Regions from separate parts of the Homo sapiens genome. Here all the other regions are linked to region 3. Evidence: read pairs that join two places in POLR2A ChIA-PET (ENCODE). Cell type or tissue: endothelial cell of umbilical vein. All regions are shown on one strand. Each heading gives the region's core, and the rest is flanking DNA. Links, peaks and the distances in the headings are about the cores only.

Region 1 (6,131 bases), core at 558-5,557, 110 kb before region 3:
GGTGTTCAAACAAGAGGAAAGAAAAACAAAACACACACACACATTGGATTTTGAGAGCTCAATACGAAAAACAAGTAAATATCTCATTAATAATTAATTATACTGATTACATGTTAGAATGACAATATTCTTGATACACTGTGTTAAACAGAATTTATCATTAAAATTAACTTCACCACTTCTTCCTACTTTTTTCTTTAAAAAAATGTGGCTACAAGGAAATTTAAAATAACCCAAGTGGCTTGCATTATATTTCAATTGCACAGCACTATTATAGATGCTGAATTACGTAAGTGTTCAAACATATTCCCCTATTTGTGTTGGCTGCTAAGAAGCTTGAAGCCAAATTTGTGCCCATCCGTAATACAGATGATTTTATGGTCTTCATTTTTATATCAGCCCAATTCCTGGCTATACGTTATGTCCCCACCTTTATCTTCTTCTTTCTTACCTGCTTCTAAGTTCGTGATCTTGGTAGATTTTGCATACACCCACAAGATGTCAGAAATCTTATTTTGAATGAGGCAAGAAATGAAATGGAGCTAAATGTTTTTTTTTTTTTATTTCCACAGCATACAGGGTTCACATTTATAATAGCGCTCGTCTCATTCTGCCATGTATTATGATTCACAGTTTACACAGTTTATCATAAGTTTCTAAAAGACAGGTACTGTATCTTTTAAAAACTAACATTTATATATTGTTTTACAAAGTGTTTTCACATCTACTATCTCATTTCTCACAATAAATCTATGATGTTAATACAACTGCTAACTGCATTCTATTGGTAAGAAACTACGGCTTGGGAGGTGTACTAAGCCAAGGGCCAGAACACAAAATCAGGTCCTAACACTAAGTGCCATCCTCTTTTGTTTCTACCAGATTGCTTTCTTTATTCACCATTCTTCCTGGCTCAGTGGTCAACCTAGTAGAGTCCTGCTCAATATATGGGCGGGGCTTCTGGTTCTCATTTTGTTTTCTAACAAGGAAAATGAAGAAATAGGCATAATGGAGTTAAAATGAGTCTTAAAGGTCACAGTCTGCCAACACTTGTCACCTTTTGACAAGTGTCCAGTTTCTACTTGGACAGCTCTAAGGCCAAAGGAGTTTACTACCTGCTGCAGCAGTCCTGGCTCTTAACAACTGCTACAAAATTCTGCCTCCCCGTAATTTCTACCAGTTAGTCCTGATTTTCAGGCACACATAAAATAAGCCCGATTCCCCCACTGTCTGAAAGCAGCTCTTATGTCTGCCATTCTACTCGAATATTCCCATCTTAAACATTGCAGACCTGGTAGGGGAGATAAACAGAGCCCCAGTGGCAGGGGTACTTACACAGACACAGGTATTATACAGGATACTCAAGCAGTCCTTGGACATTTCATCACTTACTGAAAGTGAAAGGGTAATGACTGGTTATTTTTCTCAATGAAAAGATAGTACAACAGTTACCACATTTTTTTCAGCATAAGAACTGTTATAATCCCCTCCAAGATGATTATTTTTCCTTTAATATACTTCTTCCAGCCCCTGTCTACCAAAGGTTTTCATAGTGCCCATCAGAACCTACAAGCCCATTTGCATATTGCTTTTGGTTTGATACAGCAGCTGTTTTCTTATTATGCTCCACAGTCTTCATAATTTCAACCTGTTGTTGTGCCATCATTTAATAAAGCCATTTTCCCTTAATGTCTTGCTTAGGATATATCTAGGATTTGTTTTTTTTGTTTTTTGTGTTTTTTGGCTATTTAAGTAGACCACAAATGAACAACTTAATATATATGTGTATCCTTTTCATGTTTGTATTAAACTAGTTCCTCAAGATACATTTTCAAAAGTAGAACTACTAGAATCTAAAGTATAGGCATCTTTTTTTTGTTCATTTGTTTTGGTTTTTTAAATGAGGTCTTACTCTGTCACTCAGGGGCACAATCACAGCTCACTGTAGTCTCGAACTCCTAGGCTCAAGCAATTTTCCCTCCTCACCCTCCCGAGTGGCTAGGACTGCATGCGCGTGTACCACGCCTGGCTAAAAGTTAAAAGTATAAGCATCTCAATTGCTCTTGTTATAAATTTCCATTGAAAGTTCTACTGCAGCAAACAAAAATACCATTTTTATCAGACTCATTAACTGAGCATTTCTTTTTTTGTTGCTGTTATCTGTGTTGGGCAAATGGCTCTTAATGTCTGATCTATTACTAATTCTTATAAAGAAACTACTACTTCCCTGTGAGCAGGAACAGGAAAGTAGCATAAAAACGAAACTTAATTTTCATGAGCCCAAAACCAAAAGATGATGAAACTGAGTATGAACCATGGACAAAGTGCTTTATTTGGCACTTGCTTCTATTTTTTAAAATTGTTTCCATTCACTCCTAAGCTGCTAGGAATGCTAAAATGCTAGGTCTCCTTCTCAGATCCCAATGGGCAGCCCTGCCAAGCTAGCTTGACTAGATGGGTTGTCTCATAATCCTGAGACAACGCAGACGCTCTGCATCCCTTATCACCACCTTTCAACCTACTGGGGCTCTGTGATTGATTTATTTAACGACTTCAGAGCAGGGTGAAACACTGCTCTGCATGTCTCACTATATATCTCACTATTTCTAGATCCTCCATTTTTAAAAGGAATTGGGATTCACTCATTCATCAAGTATTGTTCAGCATCTACTCTAGAGCAGATACAGTGGTGAGGGAAAAAAAGTCTCAGCCTTCATGGAACCTATAAATCTAGTGGGAAGAAGAGAGACTAAACAAGTGCACCAACAAATAATTACAATATGCTACTTGCTATGAGGGTACATAGAGAACATGAAAGACCAAGTTAGAATACACAGCTGAGACATTAAAAATGAATATAAATCCTCTTAATAACCACTACTGCATGCACAAATGAGGCCTTATACAGTATGTCGTATTGGGGTAAAAAAAAAATCTTTTAAATTAAAAAAACGCAAAGTTGGTAGGAGGGCATTCACCAAACATTAACTGAAGTCATCTCTGGCTTTTAACACCAGAGTAAAGTGCATTCACTTTTTTATTTTAAATTAAATACCGAAGCTGGGTGCGGTGGCTCATGCCTGTAATCCCAGCACTTGGGAGGCTGAGGTGGGCAGATCACTTGAGGTCAGGAGTTCGAGACCAGCCTGGTCAACATGGTGAAACCCCATCTCTACTAAAAAAAAAAATACAAAAATTAGCCGGGTATGGTGGTGGGCGCCTGTAATCCCAGCTACTTGAGAGGGTGAGGCAGGAAAATCACTTGAGCTCAGGAGGCGGAGGTTGCAGTGAGCCAAGATCATGCCACTGCACTCCAGCCTGGGCAACAGAGCGAGAGACTGTCTCAAAAAAAAAAAAATTGAATACCTAAAAAGAATTATTTGTAACGTGTAAGTTATAAAAAATAATAATAGAATATTACCCATATATCTACCACCCAGCTTAAGAAATAGTGCATACCAAAACACTCTGACTTTTTACCATTCACACCCTGGTAATGCCTGAACTTTTTACAAAGAGCATGTATCACCTTTCTAAAAAAAATAGTTTAAAAAAAATAAAACAGAGTGATCTTACTCTCTCAGCTAGTTATATGTGAGAAAGAAGAATTTCCCAAGGAAACATAGAAGCTGGATCACAGGACTATCAAAAGTACAAAGATGCATTCTCTTAACCCAGATCTGAATTTCTACGCAGTACAGAATGAATAAAGACAGCTGCTTAGCTGGGGGAGGAGAGAGCAACCTGTAGCTAAATGTAAGACATGTCCTTACTATTAAGAGTTAGGAAGGGAAGGAAGAAGGCAGCTGCTGGGAACTGCCACCGTATCGGCAGGTTGGAAAACAAGGACCAGTAGCTAATAGGTATACTTACTTTTCAGTTTCTGTCCCCGGATAGAGATCGTAGGCCTCATAAGAATTTCTACAAGAAGCTATAAAAAAAATTAGATAAAATCTTCAAAATTAATTCAAAGTATAACTTATAAAATGATTTTGCCATAACCATTCATGGCCCATGTATCTGTCACAGTATTACAAGACCCTTTTGTTCCAGGAGGCAGTTAAGGTTCAGTAAGGCTCCTGACTGCAGCAAGTCAGGAGACCCAGGTTCTAGTCCCAGCTTGGCCACCTACTTGCCCTTCTCTGGCCTCAGCTTTCTCATTTTTGAAAAGAAGTATTTTAGATTAGGTAATCTCTGGGATCTAATGCGGCTTTAATTTCTGAAAAGCTGCAGAACATTATTACTATGATTCTTCTGTTTAAAGAACATTTGTAAGTTTATTTTAAAAGGACTCAAAAGATACACCATAAATTGTTAACACTGATTTCTACAGGTTTGGGGGTTATATGCATGTGTTTTTTATTTTACATACTTTAATACAATTTTGCACAAACTGTTTAAAATAAGCATGTATTTAAAAATTCATTCTACGGAGAGAAAGGATAGTTGATAAAAGGGTCAATCCATTAGAAAGATATAACAACTACAAATATGTATGTACCTAACAATAGAGCCCAAAAATACATGAAACAAAAGCTGGCAGAAATGAAGGAAACAGATAATTTAAAAATAAAAGTTGGACACGTTAATAACTCTGCTTTCAATAATAGACAACTAGGCAGACGAGCAAAGAAATAGAAGACTTGAACACAACGAACACATATATTCTAACAGACATCTACAGAACACTCCATGCAGCAAGAACAGAGTATACATTCTACTCAAGTGCACATGAAACATTCTCCAGGACAGATCAAATTTCAGGCCACTGAACAAGCCTCAATAAATTTAAAAGCACTTAAATCACATACAGTATGTTGTGTGGCCACAATGGAATGAAATTAAAATCAGAACGAAATTTGGGAAATTCATGAATTATATGGATAATTTTAAAAACCCATCCTAAATAATAATGGGCCAAAGAAGAAACCACAAGGGGAAGTATAAAGTATCCAAGAAGGATGAAAATACCAAAACTTATGATGTAGCTAATGGAGTGCTCAGAGGGAAATTTATAGCTGTAAATGCCTATATTAAAAGAAAATTCTTTTTTTTTTTTTTTTTTTTGAGACAGAGTCTTGCTTTGTCTCCCAGGCTGGAGTGCAATAGCCCTATCTCGGCTCACTGCAACCTCCGCCTCCTGGGTTCAAGCGATTCTCCTGCCTCAGCCTCAGAGTAGCAGGGATTACAGGTGCCTGCCACCACTCCTGGCTACTTTGTGTATTTTTAGTAGAAACGAGGTTTTGCCATGTTGGCCAGGCTGGTCTTGAACTCCTGACCTCAGGTGATCTGCCCACCTTGACCTCCCAAAGTGCTGGGATTACAGGCATGAGCCACCGCACCCGGCCAAAGAAAATTGTTTCTAATCGATAACCTAATCTTCTACCTTAAGACACTGGAAAAAGAGCAGACTAAACCCAAAGCAAGCAAAAGGGAGAATAAGAGTTGAAACAAATGAAACAGAGAATAGAAAATAACAGAAAATGAACAAAACCAAAAGCTGGCTCTTTGAAGACTGGCAAATTCTTAACTAGACTGACCAAGAAAAAAGGAGAGAGGATACAGATTACTATACTCAGAAATAAAGGAGAGGGCATTACCACCAACCTTATGGCAACAAAAGTGATTATAAGGAACTACTATGAACAACTGTATGCCAACAAATTAGATGACCTAGACGAAATGGACACATTCCTAGAAAGACATAAAACTAAAAACTGACTTAAGAAGAAACAGAGGCTGAGCATGGTTGTTCATGCCTGTAATCCCAAGACTCTGGGCGGCTGAGGTGGGAGGACTGATTGAAGCCAGAAGATTGAGACCACCCTGGCCAACACAGCAAGACCCCATGTCTCTACAAATAAAATAAATTAGCTGGGCGTGGTGGTACGCCTATAGTTCCAGCTACTTGGGAGACTGAGGCAGGAGGATTACTTGAGCCCAGAAGGTTGAGGCTGCAGTGAGCTATGATCATGCCAATACACTCCAGCCTGGATGGCAGGGTGAGACTCCATCTCTTTAAAAGAAAAAAAAGAAGAAGAAGAAGGAAGAAGAAGAAAGAAGAAGAAATAAGAAGAAGAAGAAGAGGAAGAAGACTACGACGAAGAAGAAGAAGACGAAGAAGACGACGA
Region 2 (6,131 bases), core at 558-5,557, 260 kb before region 3:
TAGTCTAATTCTAAATGGATTTTGAATCAATAATGGGTTAAAGTAAATTTCGAGAGTGTGAGAATGAAGTAGTTGGAGAAGACTCCTTGGAGGAGGTTCCCTAGGGGAAGAAGATGAGAAGGACTAGTGACTGTGTACCATGGGTTGTCACACCAACCATATGGCCTCCAGGTGAAGGAAAAGTAGTTTGGTTTATACCAAGGGTTCCCCATGTTATCCCACCAGCTAAATTTCTCATTAATAGTTTTGTTTGATTCACAGTGTTTAAACCTTTTTTTTTTTTTTTTTTTTTTGGTAGGCAGGGGCGAGACAGGGTCTCTGTTGCTAGGCTAGAGTATAGTAGCATCAACGTGGCTCACTGCAGCCTTGACCTCCCGGGCTTATGTGATCCTCCTATTTTAGCCTCTCGAGTAGCTGGGACCATAGGCATTAGCTACCATGCTTGGCTAATTATAAAATTTTTTGTAGAGACAAGTTCTCACCATGTTGCCCAGGCCAGTCTTGAACTCCTGTCCTCAAACAGTCCTCCTGCTTTGCCCTCCCAGAGTGCTGGTATTATGGCATGAACCACTGCAACTGGCCTTAAAGCTTTAAAAAAATTAGTGGTCAACACATATAAATTCAGAAGTTTTTTTTTTTTTTTTGAGACGGAGTCTCGCTCGGTCGCCCAGGCTGGAGTGCAGAGTGCAGTGCAGTAGTGTGATCTTGGCTCACTGCAAGCTCCACCTCCTGGGTTCACGCCATCCTCCTGCCTCAGCCTCCCGAGTAGCTGGGACTACAGGCGCCCGCCACCACCCCCGGCTAATTTTTTGTATTTTTAGTAGAGATGGGGTTTCACCGTCCTCTCGATCTCCTGACCTCATGATCCGCCCGCCTCAGCCTCCCAGAGTGCTGGGATTACAGGCGTGAGCCACCGTGCCTGGCCAATTCAAAAGTTTTGACAAAAATAGATTCCAGGCTGCTATTGAAAAATCGAAAAAATTGACAACATTGAGCCCTGATTCCTAGCAAGCAAAAGCTGACAGGAACCAAGTTTAGGTACTAGATGCCTCCTTTTGCCAGAGCATGCATTTGCCAGTTTTCCTGTCCTTCCCCTTCCCTATTGTTCCCCTGAAACTGAGGCTAAGGTTTATTATACATGTGCTGCTGTTTTCTTATAGGGAAGTGGAAAGGGAACTATTTCTTATCTTTATCATATATTTTCTTTCATGTGGTCCACTTATTTACATTCCGTGCCTAGATCCTGCCAATTTTTGAGCTTGCAGCTCCTGGTGTAGAGGAAAGAGGCCTGGACCTTAAGTCGTGGTCCCTGCTCTGCTGTGGTAACCCACCCTGTGATGCCAAGCATAGCTAATAGCCTCTTTGGATCTCAGAGTTAAGAGACTAAATTGGATGTTCTTTTAAGAGTTCTGATATCCTGGCCGGGCGCGGTGGCTCACACCTGTAATCCCAGCACTTTGGGAGGCCGAGGCGGGTGGATCACAAGGTCAAGAGATTGAGACCATCCTGGCTAACACGGTGAAACCCCGTCTCTACTAAATATACAAAAAATTAGCTGAGCGTGGTGGCAGGCGCCTGTGGTCCCAGCTACTCGGGAGGCTGAGGCAGGAGAATGGCGTGAACCTAGGAAGCACAGCTTGCAGTGAGCCGAGACTGCGGCACTGCACTCCAGCCTGGGTAACAGAGCAAGACTCCGTCTCAAAAAAAAAAAAAAAAAAGAGTTCTGATATCCTAGAGGGCTTGGGATTTTGCAGTAGGCCAATACCCTGCCCCTCACCTTTCCCAACCAGCCAGGGGCCCCAGCCTGGTGTGTATGTCAGAGAAAGAAGACACTGGAATGAGTAAGGTGCTTATATCAATAATGTATAACTTGAGCCCATAGCCAAGGAGAGGAATGCACACTGTGGTGTGTGTGTGTGTGTGTGTTTCACGGTTGGAAGTGGGCTCAAATAAGTTGTACTTGCATAGGTTGTGCTTATTTCTTCTTGTGCACTCTCTATGTACTAGGCTGTACTTGAGGTGCTAGGGATGTAGCAGTGAAGAAAACAAATAAGATCTCTGCTGTCAGCTGGGTGCAGTGGCTCACGCCTGTAATCCCAGCACTTTGGGAGGCCGAGGCAGGCGGATCACCTGAGGTCAGGGGTGTGAGACCAGCCTGGCCAACATCTTGAAACCCCGTCTCTACTAAAAATACAAAAATTAGCCAGGTGTGATGGTGGGTGCCTGTAATCCCAACTACCTGGGAGGCTGAGGCAGGGAGAATTGCTTGAACCCTGGAGGCGGAGGTTGCAGTGAGCCGAGATCGCACTATTGCACTCCAGCCTGGGTGACAGAGCGAGACTCCATCTCAAAAAAAAAAAAAAAAAAAAAGATCTCTGCTATCATGGAGCTTATATTCCAGTGAAGAAAACAGATAATATATAAGTAATTAACATACATGAGATAATTTCAAATAATGGAACGTTTCATGAAAAAAATAAAACAGAATGTGTTTTTTTTTTTTGAGACAGTCTTGCCCTGTCACCCAGGGTGGAGTGCAATGGCGCAATCTCAGCTCACTGCAACCTCCATCTCCTGGGCTCAGGTGATCCTCCCACCACAGCCTCCTGAGTAGCTGGGTTTACAGGCATGCGCCACCATGCCCGGCTAATTTTTGTCTTTTTAGTAGAGTTGGGGCTTCGCCATGTTGGCCAGGCCGGTCTCAAACTCCTGGCCTCAAGTGATCTACCCACCTCAGCCTCCCAAAGTGTGGGATTACATGTGTGGCACCTGGCAAAACAGAATGATTTGATAGAGAGTTTCTGAAGGGGCACACTGTGCACATAGGTGGCTACATGTATATGGTGGTTGTACTTGCAGATACAGATAAGTCCATGTTTGAATCCTGGGTGCATATATTTATCCTTGTTTGTGCCTATGTGTGCAGATGGGCAGCTTTTATGCCTAGAATGTTTGTATATTTATATGTGATTTTATACAAGTGAGCGCACATAGGTGAGTTGGTATGTGGTTTGCATATGGGGACACATGTGCTTGGGTATGTATATGTTGGCATTCAGCCATAACCGGAGACGTTCTGAAGTTCCTGTGGCACTTGTCAGTGAGCCAGTTAAGGAAATGGCTTTTCTGCCTCTGGCATTCAGGGCCGTTTGCCAGCTTCCTCTCTCCCTGTTCTTTCCCACTTTAGTAAGCTCCCTGTGTTTGGCTTCTCTCATCCCTAGGAGGGTTAAAGCCTACTGACTCATCGAGCCAGGAACTGGAAAAAGGCTGATAATCTTCTGTGTGACCTCTGTTAGTAAGAAAAGGCCTGGCTTCCCTGCCAGTCCCTGTCCTTCACACTATGAGGGAGAGTCCTGACTTGAAATCAGAAGACCTGAGCATCTATTCTTGGCTCTGCCACTTATTATTGTGTGACCAATAATCTCTCTAGGTTTCAGTTACCTCCTTCATAAGTGCTCTGTGCAGTAAGGAAGGAGAGGGGAAGCAATGGTCTGTGGTGCTAAGGGAGAGCCAGATGGTGCTGGTGTCTGAAGGAGGAGGGAGAATATTCTGAGCAGGGGCAATGATGTGGCCAAAAGCGTGGAGGTGGACCTGAACTTGCCAAGGGAAACCAGGGATCCACTTACAGTAAAATTCAAACTTCTTACTATTGCCTACAAGGCTCTACGTGATTTGGCTGCTGCCTACCTCTCATTCTTACCCAACTTCTTGCTCACTGAAATCTAGCCATACTGTCTTTCTTTCTTTCTTTGAAAAGGTCTCAGTGCCTTTTCACTTGATGCTCCTTTTCCCCAGAATACTCTTCCCAAGAATTAGTATGATTGCCTACCTCTCATTATTCAGGTCTTGGCTCAAATATCACCTCTCCAGAGAGAGGCCTTCCAGGACCATCTTATTTAAAGTAGTTGTTCCCTAATATTTATCAATATTTAAAATGCACACATCAGCCAGGCACGGTGGCTCACGCCTGTAATCCCAGTACTTTGGGAGGCCAGGGCAGGTGGATCACCTGACGTCAGGAGTTCAAGACCAACCTGACCAACATGGTGAAACCCCATCTCTACTAAAATGCAAAAATTAGCCAGGTGTGGTGGTGCACGCCTGTAATCCCAGCTACTCAGGAGTCTGAGGCAGAAGAATTGCCTGAACCCAGGAGGCGGAGGTTGCAGTGAGCCAAGATCGCGCCATTTTACTCCAGCCTGGGCAACAGGAGCAAAACTCCATCTTGGGAAAAAAAAAAAAAAAAAGCACACATCTCTTGAACCAACAGGTCCACTTCTGGTAATTCATCCTACAGATATACTTGCAGGTGAGTAAAGTGACATAAAAATAAAAATATTCATTGAAGCATTTATTTGTTAAATAAATTACAGTACATACAAATAGTGGAATATTTTGCAGCTGAGAAAGATAATGAAATAGCTCTTTAAGCTTGGCACCGTGGCTCACACCTGTAATCCCAACACTTTGGAAGGAAGGCTGAGGCAGGAGGATTGGAGGATCACTTGAGGCCAGGAGTTCCAGACTAGCCTGAGCAACATAGTAGGATCCTGTCTTTGCAAAAAAAAAAAAAAAAAAAAAAAGGTAGCCAGACATGGTGACTCTGGCCTGTAGTCCCAACTGCTCAAGAGGCAGAGGTGGGAGGATCACTTGAGTCTGGGAGGTTGAGGCTGTAGTGAGCTGTGATGGTGCCACTGCACCCCAGCCTGAGTGACAGAGTGAGACCCTGTCTCAAAAACAACAACAACAACAAATAAAAAAGAGAAATAGTTCTTTAAGTCTTGGTGAAGAATGATATCAAGGTATATTGTTAAATTTGAAAAATCAAGATGATCAATTTCTACACATAAGATTTGTGCATTTTATTGAATGCATATAATAATTAACAAAAGATACAGAATAGTGTGTATTGTATGCCATCATTTGTGTAGAAAAAATGAGACTATGTAAACAAATGCATGTAGTATATATGCTTGTCTGACAGACCTGTCCCTTAAGTAGAGCAGTTCTTCCTACCCCTGTTACCCTGTGCTTGACTGGGGACTATGAGGTGTTCATCTCTTTTCTGAACAACATTAAAATCCTTTTTTTTTTTTTTTTGAGACAAAGTCTTACTCTGTTTCCCAGGCTGGAGTGCAGTGGTGTGATCGCCGCTCGCTGTAGCCTTCACCTTCTGGGTTCAAATGATCCTCCCGCCTTAGCCTCCCAAGTAGCTGGGACTACAGGCGTGCACCACCATGCCCGGCTAATTTTTGTATTTTTAGTAGAGATGGGGTTTTGCCATGTTGGCCAGGCTGGTCTCAAACTCCTGACCCCAGGTGATCTGCCTGCCTTGGCCTCCCAAAGTGCTGGGAATACAGGTGTGAGCCTCTGTGCCTGGCCAAATTTTTTTTTTTTTTTTTTTTAAACAGAGTTTCACTCTTGTCGCCTAGGCTGGAGTGCGATGGCACGGTCTCAGCTTGCTGCAACCTCCATTTCCCGGATTCAAGCGATTCTCCTGCTTCAGCCTCCTGTAAAATTCAGTTTTTTAACATTCAATTTTCAAATTTTGGTCTTCAATGATATCTCAAGGGTCTTATTAAAGATCATAATGATACAGACTTCTTGCAAAGTAATTATTTTGGTCATTCCACACTAGTTGAATTACCCTAGCCCTGTGTCCTACAAAGAATGGTCCTGTCTGAATATTGATTGTTTCTGGAAAGTCACACAGAATATTGGTAACTGTTTTGCCCTGGGCATGGTGGCTCACGCCTGTAATCCCAGCACTTTGAGAGGCTGAAGCAGTTTTGCTTGAGGCCAGGAGTTTGGAGACCACCCTGGACAATATATCGAGACTCTGCCTCTATGAAAAATTTTAAAATAAAAAAATTAGCCAGGTGTGGTAGCATGTGCCCGTAGTCCCAGCTACTCAGGAGGCTGAAGTAAGAGGATTGCTTGAGCCCAGGAGTTGGAGGCTGCAGTGAGCTATGATTGTGCCTCTGTACTCCAGCCTATCAATAGAGTGAGACCCTGTCTCTAAAAAACAAATCACAAAACCCAAACTGTGGTTTGCCAGTAGGCAGGGTGATTGGGAGATAGGAGTGGGGAGAACACTTCTCATTATGTATCTTTTTATGTAGTCCCACTTG
Region 3 (6,131 bases), core at 483-5,482:
GTATCCAAGACAATCCTAAGCAAAAAGAACAAAGCTGGAGGCATCACGCTACCTGACTTCAAACTATAGTACAAGGCTACAGTATACAAAACAGCATGATATACCAAAACAGATATATAGACCAATGGAACAGAACAAAGCCCTCAGAAGTAACACCACACATCTACAACCATCTGATCTTTGACAAATCTGACAAAAACAAGCAATGGGGAAAGGATTCCCTGTTTAATAAATGGTGTTGGAAAAACTAGCTAGCTATATGCAGAAAACTGAAACTGGACCCCTTCCTTACACCTTATACAAAAATTAACTCCAGATGGATTAAAGACTTAAACATAAGACCTAAAACCATAAAAACCCTAGAAGAAAACCTAGGCAATACCATTCAGGACATAGGCATGGGCAAAGATTTCATGACTAAAACACCAAAAGCAATGGCAACAAAAGCCAAAATTGGCAAATGGGACCTAATTAAACTAAAGAGCTTCTGCACAGCAAAAGAAACTATCATCAGAGTGAACAGGCAACCTACAGAATGGGAGAAAATTTTTGCAATCTATCCACCTGACAAAGGGCTAATATCCAGAATCTACAAAGAACTTAAACAAATTTACAAGAAAAAAAACAACTCCATCAAAAAGTGAGCAAAGGATATGAACAGACACTTCTCAAAAGAAGACATTTATGTGGCCAAAAAACATATGAAAAACAGCTCATCATCACTGGTCATTAGAGAAATGCAAATCGAAACCACAATGAGATACTATCTCATGCCAGTTAGAATGATGATCATTAAAAAGTCAGGAAACAACAGATGCTGGAGAGGATGTGGAGAAATAGGAATGCTTTTACACTGTTGGTGGGAGAGTAAATTAGTTCAAACATTGTGGAAGACAGTGTGGTGATTCCTCAAGGATCTAGAACCAGAAATACCATTTGACCCAGCAATCCCATTACTGGGTATAAGGATTATAAATCATTCTACTATAAAGAATACATGCAGAGGTATGTTTACTGTGGCACTATTCACAACAGCAAAGACTTAGAACCAACCCAAATGCCCATCAGTGATAGACTGGATAAAGAAAATGTGGCACATATATACCATGGAATACTATGCAGCCATAAAAAAGGATGAGTTCATGTCCTTTGCAGGGACATGGATGAGGCTGAAAACCATCATTCTCAGCAAACTAACACAAAAACAGAAAACCAAACACTGCATGTTATCACTCATAAGTGGGAGGTGAACAATGAGAACACATGGACACAGGGAGGGGAATATCACATACCAGGGCCTGTCAGGGGGTAGGGGGCTAGGGGAGGGATAGCATTAGGAGAAATACCTAATGTAGATGACGGGTTGATGGGTACAGCAAACCACCATGACAAGTGTATACCTGCGTAACAAACCTGCACATTCTGCACATGTACCCCAAACTTAAAGTATAATAAAAATTAAAAAAAGAAATCTAAACACAGAAAAGGTACAGTAAAAATATGGTATAGTCGATTTTAAAAGGTACACCTGTAGAGTGTGTACTTCATGCATGGAGCTTGAAGGACTTGGTGTTGCTCTGAGTGGGTCAGTGAGTGAGTGGTGAGCAAATGTGATGGCCTACGACATTACTGTACACTACTGTAGAATTTATCAATACTGTTCACTTAGGCTGCACTAAGTTTATGCAAAAATATTTTTCTTTCTTCAGTAATAAATTAACCTTAGCTTACTGTAAAAAAAAAAAAAGTGAAAAGTTAATATTTATGTGTTCTGTGTTCAGGAAACCAGGAGGAATGGATTTGGCTGAAACTGGAATACATGGATAGATAAGGCTAGAGAGATAGGCAGGAGCCAAGCCAACAATACTAGGCTCCCATCAATTGCTGGGGCAGGCAAGAGCAGGCATCATCCTGAGTGTTTGGAGCTTCTTTTCATGTTCCCTAAGTTGGGGGGTGTTGGGGGGATGATACAGGGGGAAATTCTGATTAAGACTTAACATCTATTCCTTTGCCTTCTCTTCAAGAAGTCATACTTGATGTCCATCCCTCCTGGACAGGGTCCGTTCTGTTTGCTGCTAAGCTCCTTTCTTATCTCTCCCACCTACTGAACACGTACTGTGTTCTGGGAGTTTTGAATGCATCATCTTGTTTATCCTCATGAGATGGTCTAATAATGAAGAAAGCATGTTTTGGCATCCAACTCACCTGGGTATGAGTCCCAGCTCTGCCTTTTACTAGCTGGATGTCTTTGAGCAGCTCAGTTCCCTGTTCTGTGCTTCTGTGTCCTCATCTGTAAAATGGGAACGACGGCTATTTCTTCAGACTGCCCTCCCTCCCTCCTTTTCTGTCTCCCTCCCTCCCTCCCTTCCTCCCTCCCTCTTTCCCCCTTCTTCTTTTCTTTTCTTTCTCTCTTTCTTTCTTTTCTTCTTTCCTTCTTTCTTTTTTCTTTCTCCTTCTTTCCTTCCTTCCCTCCTCTCTCTCTCTCTTTATTTCTGTCTGCCTGTCTTTCAACAGGGTCTTGCTATATTACCCAGGCTGGTCTCAAACTCCTGGACTCAAGCAATCCTCCCAGCTTGGCCCCCCAAAGTGCTAGGATTACAGGCCTGAGCACCTGGCCTGGACTTTCTTCAGACTTTTCACAGGGTACTAGTGAGAAAAAAATACATGGACTCTGCTTACTTAATACTGTGCCTGGCACATTGTAAGCTCTTCGCACATGTTATTGTTATTATTCCTCATCCTAAGGGGGAAGTGCCTTTGAAGGGTCCACACTCCTTTGTTACCCAAATTGGGCCAGGTTGCTTAAACTGCCGTTCTTCAGTAGCTAACAACAGGGGTGGGAGAGCCTGGTCCTCTGAAGTCCAGCTGGGCACACGGCCAGTCCCTGGCCTGTCCCTGCTCCTGCTGCCCTGGCAAGGCCTCCCTCACCCACTGGGGCTGCACCAGCACTGGCCCCAGCTCAGCTTCCTGTCTCCCTTATCTTCCTCCAGCATGTGCTCTCTGGAGTAGGAAACACCACCGCTTGCTTCCTTCATTTCCCTTTGCTCAACGGGACCCTCATTCTTTAGGTCTCAGTCAAATCCCAGCTGCTGGCCTGGTGCCCACTCTGTGATTTTCTACACCTCAGCCACCCAGGCCAGATGCAGTGTAGGCCATGGCTCCAACAGCAGCATTTCTCTTTTCTTCCCCACCCCCATCCCTGGGTTTAGAATGAGAAAAGGCTCAAGTTGCCCCCCTCCCAACTTCCCTACCCGCAACACTCTTTTTATTTTCTCTGTTCCCAGCTCCATACTTCCATGCTTTTTTTTTTTTTTTTTTTTTTTTTTGAGATGGAGTCTTGTTCTGTTGCCCAGGCTGGAGTGCAGTGGCAGGATCTCGGCTTACTGCAACCTCCACCTCCCGGGTTCAAGTAAGTCTCCCACCTCAACCTCCTGAGTAGCTGGGATTACAGGCACGCCACCATGCCCAGCTAATTTTTGTATTTTTAGTAGAGACGGGGTTTTACCATGTTGCCCAGGCTGGTCTCAAACTCCTGACCTCAGGTGATCCATCCACCTTGGCCTCCCAGAGTGCTGGGATTACAGGCATGCCCAGTCCCATACTTTCTGAGTTCAAATCCTCGCTCTGCACTTCCAAGCTGTGTGACCTTGGGCAAGTTACTTAACTATTTTTCTGGGCTTTGATTTTTTTTTTTTTTTTTTGTACAGAGGAGCAGAGGAGGATTCATCAGGTTGCCCAGGTTGGTCCAAACTCCTGGGCTCAAGGGATCCTTCTGCCTGGGCCTCCCAAAATGCTGGGATTACAGGCATGAGCCACCATGCCCAGTTTTTTTGGTTGTTGTTTGTTTTGTTTTGTTTTGTTTGAGACAGGGTCTCTTTCTGTCACCCAGGCTGGGGTGCAGAGGCACAGACATAGCTCACTGCAGCCTTGACCTTTTGACATCCTGGGCTCAAGCCATACTCCTGCCTCAGCCTCCCAAGTAGATGGGACCACAGGTGTGTACTACCATGCCTGGCTAATTTAAAAAAAATTTTTTTGTAGAGATGGAGTCTCATATGTTGCCATGCTGGTCACTAATTTACAGGCATGAGCCACTACACCCAGGCAGCTTTATTTTATTTATTTTTTTGTCTGTAGCATGGAAACAATGAGCATGGTCTGCCCCAGAGAAAGTGATTAAAGGCCTAGCACATAGTATGAATTTAAAGAATGTTTTATAACATATATATTAAACATTCAAGCATGTTGGAGGTATGTGTTAAAAAAATGTATTGATGGAAAGTGATCAAAATAATTTTTGAGTCACTGTGTGGGAGTTAAATTCACAAACTTTGGCACCAGAGAGAGAGAGAAACTTTCAAATTATAGCTTTTGCTGTGTGACCTTAGGTAAGTCACTTAACCTCTCTGAGCCTCAGTTTCTTAGTAAAATGGTGATGCTAGTGAAACCCATTTCACAGGGCTAGCATAAGAATAAAGTAAGATTATTTAAGTAAAGAGCCGAACACTGTTTCTGGCCTACAATAAGTGTTACCTATAATAATGCTATCATTGTCTCACTGTTCAATTTTCAGGGCTCTAGTATATGAGAGGGGTGCTTGGGAAATAGCTGTTGCTGCTGCTATCTGTCCATGATGGATCTTAACCTGATTAGAAAGGCCTCCATGTGGCTGGGCGTGGGGGCTCGTGCCTGTAATCCCAGCACTTTGGGAGGCCAAGGCAGATGGATCACTTGAGGTCAGGAATTCGAGACCAGCCTGGCCAACATGATGAAACCCTATCTCTACTAAAAATGCAAAAATTAGCCAGGCATGGTGGCACCTGCCTGTAATCCCAGCTACTTGGGAGGCTGAGGCAGGAGAATTGCTTGAATCCAGGAGGTGGAGGTTGCAGTGAGCAGAGATCATACCATTGCACTCCAGTCTGGGCAACAGAGCGAGACTCCATCTCAAAAAAAAAAAAAAAAAAAGAAAGAAAGAAAAGGAAAGAAAGCCCTTGATGTAATGAGCTCTGTGTAAGATAATGTGGATGAAAGTGGACCCAGACCCTACCCGCTTAGATGGAAGGCTCACAGCATTCAATTCCAAATTGGTTCAATCGTACACTCTTTTGCCCTCTCTTATCCATCCCAAAGTACCCTTCAAGCCTTCAAGGGAGAAAAAAGGCAAAGCAAAAATATGCACAACCTCACTAAGAACCAGAAAAATGCAAACTAAAACCAAAGAGAAATGCCATTTTACACCCAACCATCTGATAATGCCAAGGGCTGGCAAGGATGTGAAGCGAGGGAATTCTCATACACTGCTGGGAACGTAAATTGGCACAACCTTTCTGTAAAACAGTTTGGCAATATCTAGTAAAACTGAAGATGCATATACTTTATTACTCAGAAATTCCACTGTCAAGTTTGCACCTACAAAAACTCCCACATATGCACAAGGACTCGAGTATGAGAATGTTCATACCAGCACTGTTTGTAATAGCAAAAAACTGGAAAAAACTTAAGTGTTCAGCAACAAGAGAATGGATACATAAATAATGATCTATTCCCAAAATTGATTTTTTTTTTTGAGACAGGGTCTTGCTCTGTTGCCCAGGCTAGAGTGCAGTGGCATGATCATGGCTCACTGCAGTCTCAACCTCCTGGGCTCAAGCAATCCTCCTACCTCAGCCTCCTGAGTAGCTGAGACCACAGGCACAACCCATCACACCCAGCTAATTTTATTTTTTTTGTAGAGATGGGGGTCTCACTATGTTGCCCAGGCTGGTCTTGAACTCCTGGGCTCAAATGATCCACCCACCTCGGCCTCCCAAAGTGCTGGGATAATACCTCCCCAGCCGGAATATTTTAAAGCAGTGAAAATGAATGGTCTACACATAGCCACATGAATGAATCTTATTAATACATTAAGTGAAAAAAGCAAAAGGTACAGAGGAATACATACATTTTAATACCATTTATATAAAGCTCAAAATATGTGAAATACCACTATCTATTGTTTAGGGATATATACATAAGTAGTGTAAGTATACAGAAATATAAGGAAATGAAAAATATCAAATCTTCATTTTCATCTGAAGTGGTTACTTCAGGGGCTGTGGCAGGGAGAGAGAGATGCAGCTGAGGAAGAG

What was found. Peaks named below come from ENCODE experiments on the same cell type or tissue, not always from the same donor. Only the 100,000 strongest peaks of a DNase experiment are listed, where the experiment ranks them.
Region 1: POLR2A ChIA-PET joins it to region 3 with 6 read pairs; 3 of 35 experiments call an interaction of 5 or more read pairs at or near these places.
Region 2: POLR2A ChIA-PET joins it to region 3 with 5 read pairs; 2 of 35 experiments call an interaction of 5 or more read pairs at or near these places.

What each region holds. Positions count from the first base shown.
Region 1 is chr20:35,053,641-35,059,771 of GRCh38, forward strand. It overlaps TRPC4AP (transient receptor potential cation channel subfamily C member 4 associated protein), which reads right to left. Exons shown (of 19, transcript NM_015638.3): 4 at 3,874-3,931; 5 at 1,336-1,391. Among named protein-coding and RNA genes, the nearest start is that of TRPC4AP, 36 kb to the right of the region's middle. RefSeq lists an enhancer at 2,248-2,357. In endothelial cell of umbilical vein, for the core only: no CTCF peak of the experiment used is centred there; no DNase peak of the experiment used is centred there; H3K27ac peaks cover 249 bases.
Region 2 is chr20:34,904,635-34,910,765 of GRCh38, forward strand. The region is part of intron 2 of ACSS2 (acyl-CoA synthetase short chain family member 2); the gene reads left to right. Among named protein-coding and RNA genes, the nearest start is that of ACSS2, 31 kb to the left of the region's middle. In endothelial cell of umbilical vein, for the core only: no CTCF peak of the experiment used is centred there; DNase peaks (open chromatin) are centred at 1,177 and 3,167; H3K27ac peaks cover 692 bases.
Region 3 is chr20:35,163,582-35,169,712 of GRCh38, forward strand. It overlaps MMP24-AS1-EDEM2 (MMP24-AS1-EDEM2 readthrough), which reads right to left. Exons shown (of 15, transcript NM_001355008.2): 5 at 2,206-2,290. Among named protein-coding and RNA genes, the nearest start is that of PROCR, 5.4 kb to the right of the region's middle. In endothelial cell of umbilical vein, for the core only: no CTCF peak of the experiment used is centred there; DNase peaks (open chromatin) are centred at 1,850, 1,980 and 3,010; H3K27ac peaks cover 1,399 bases.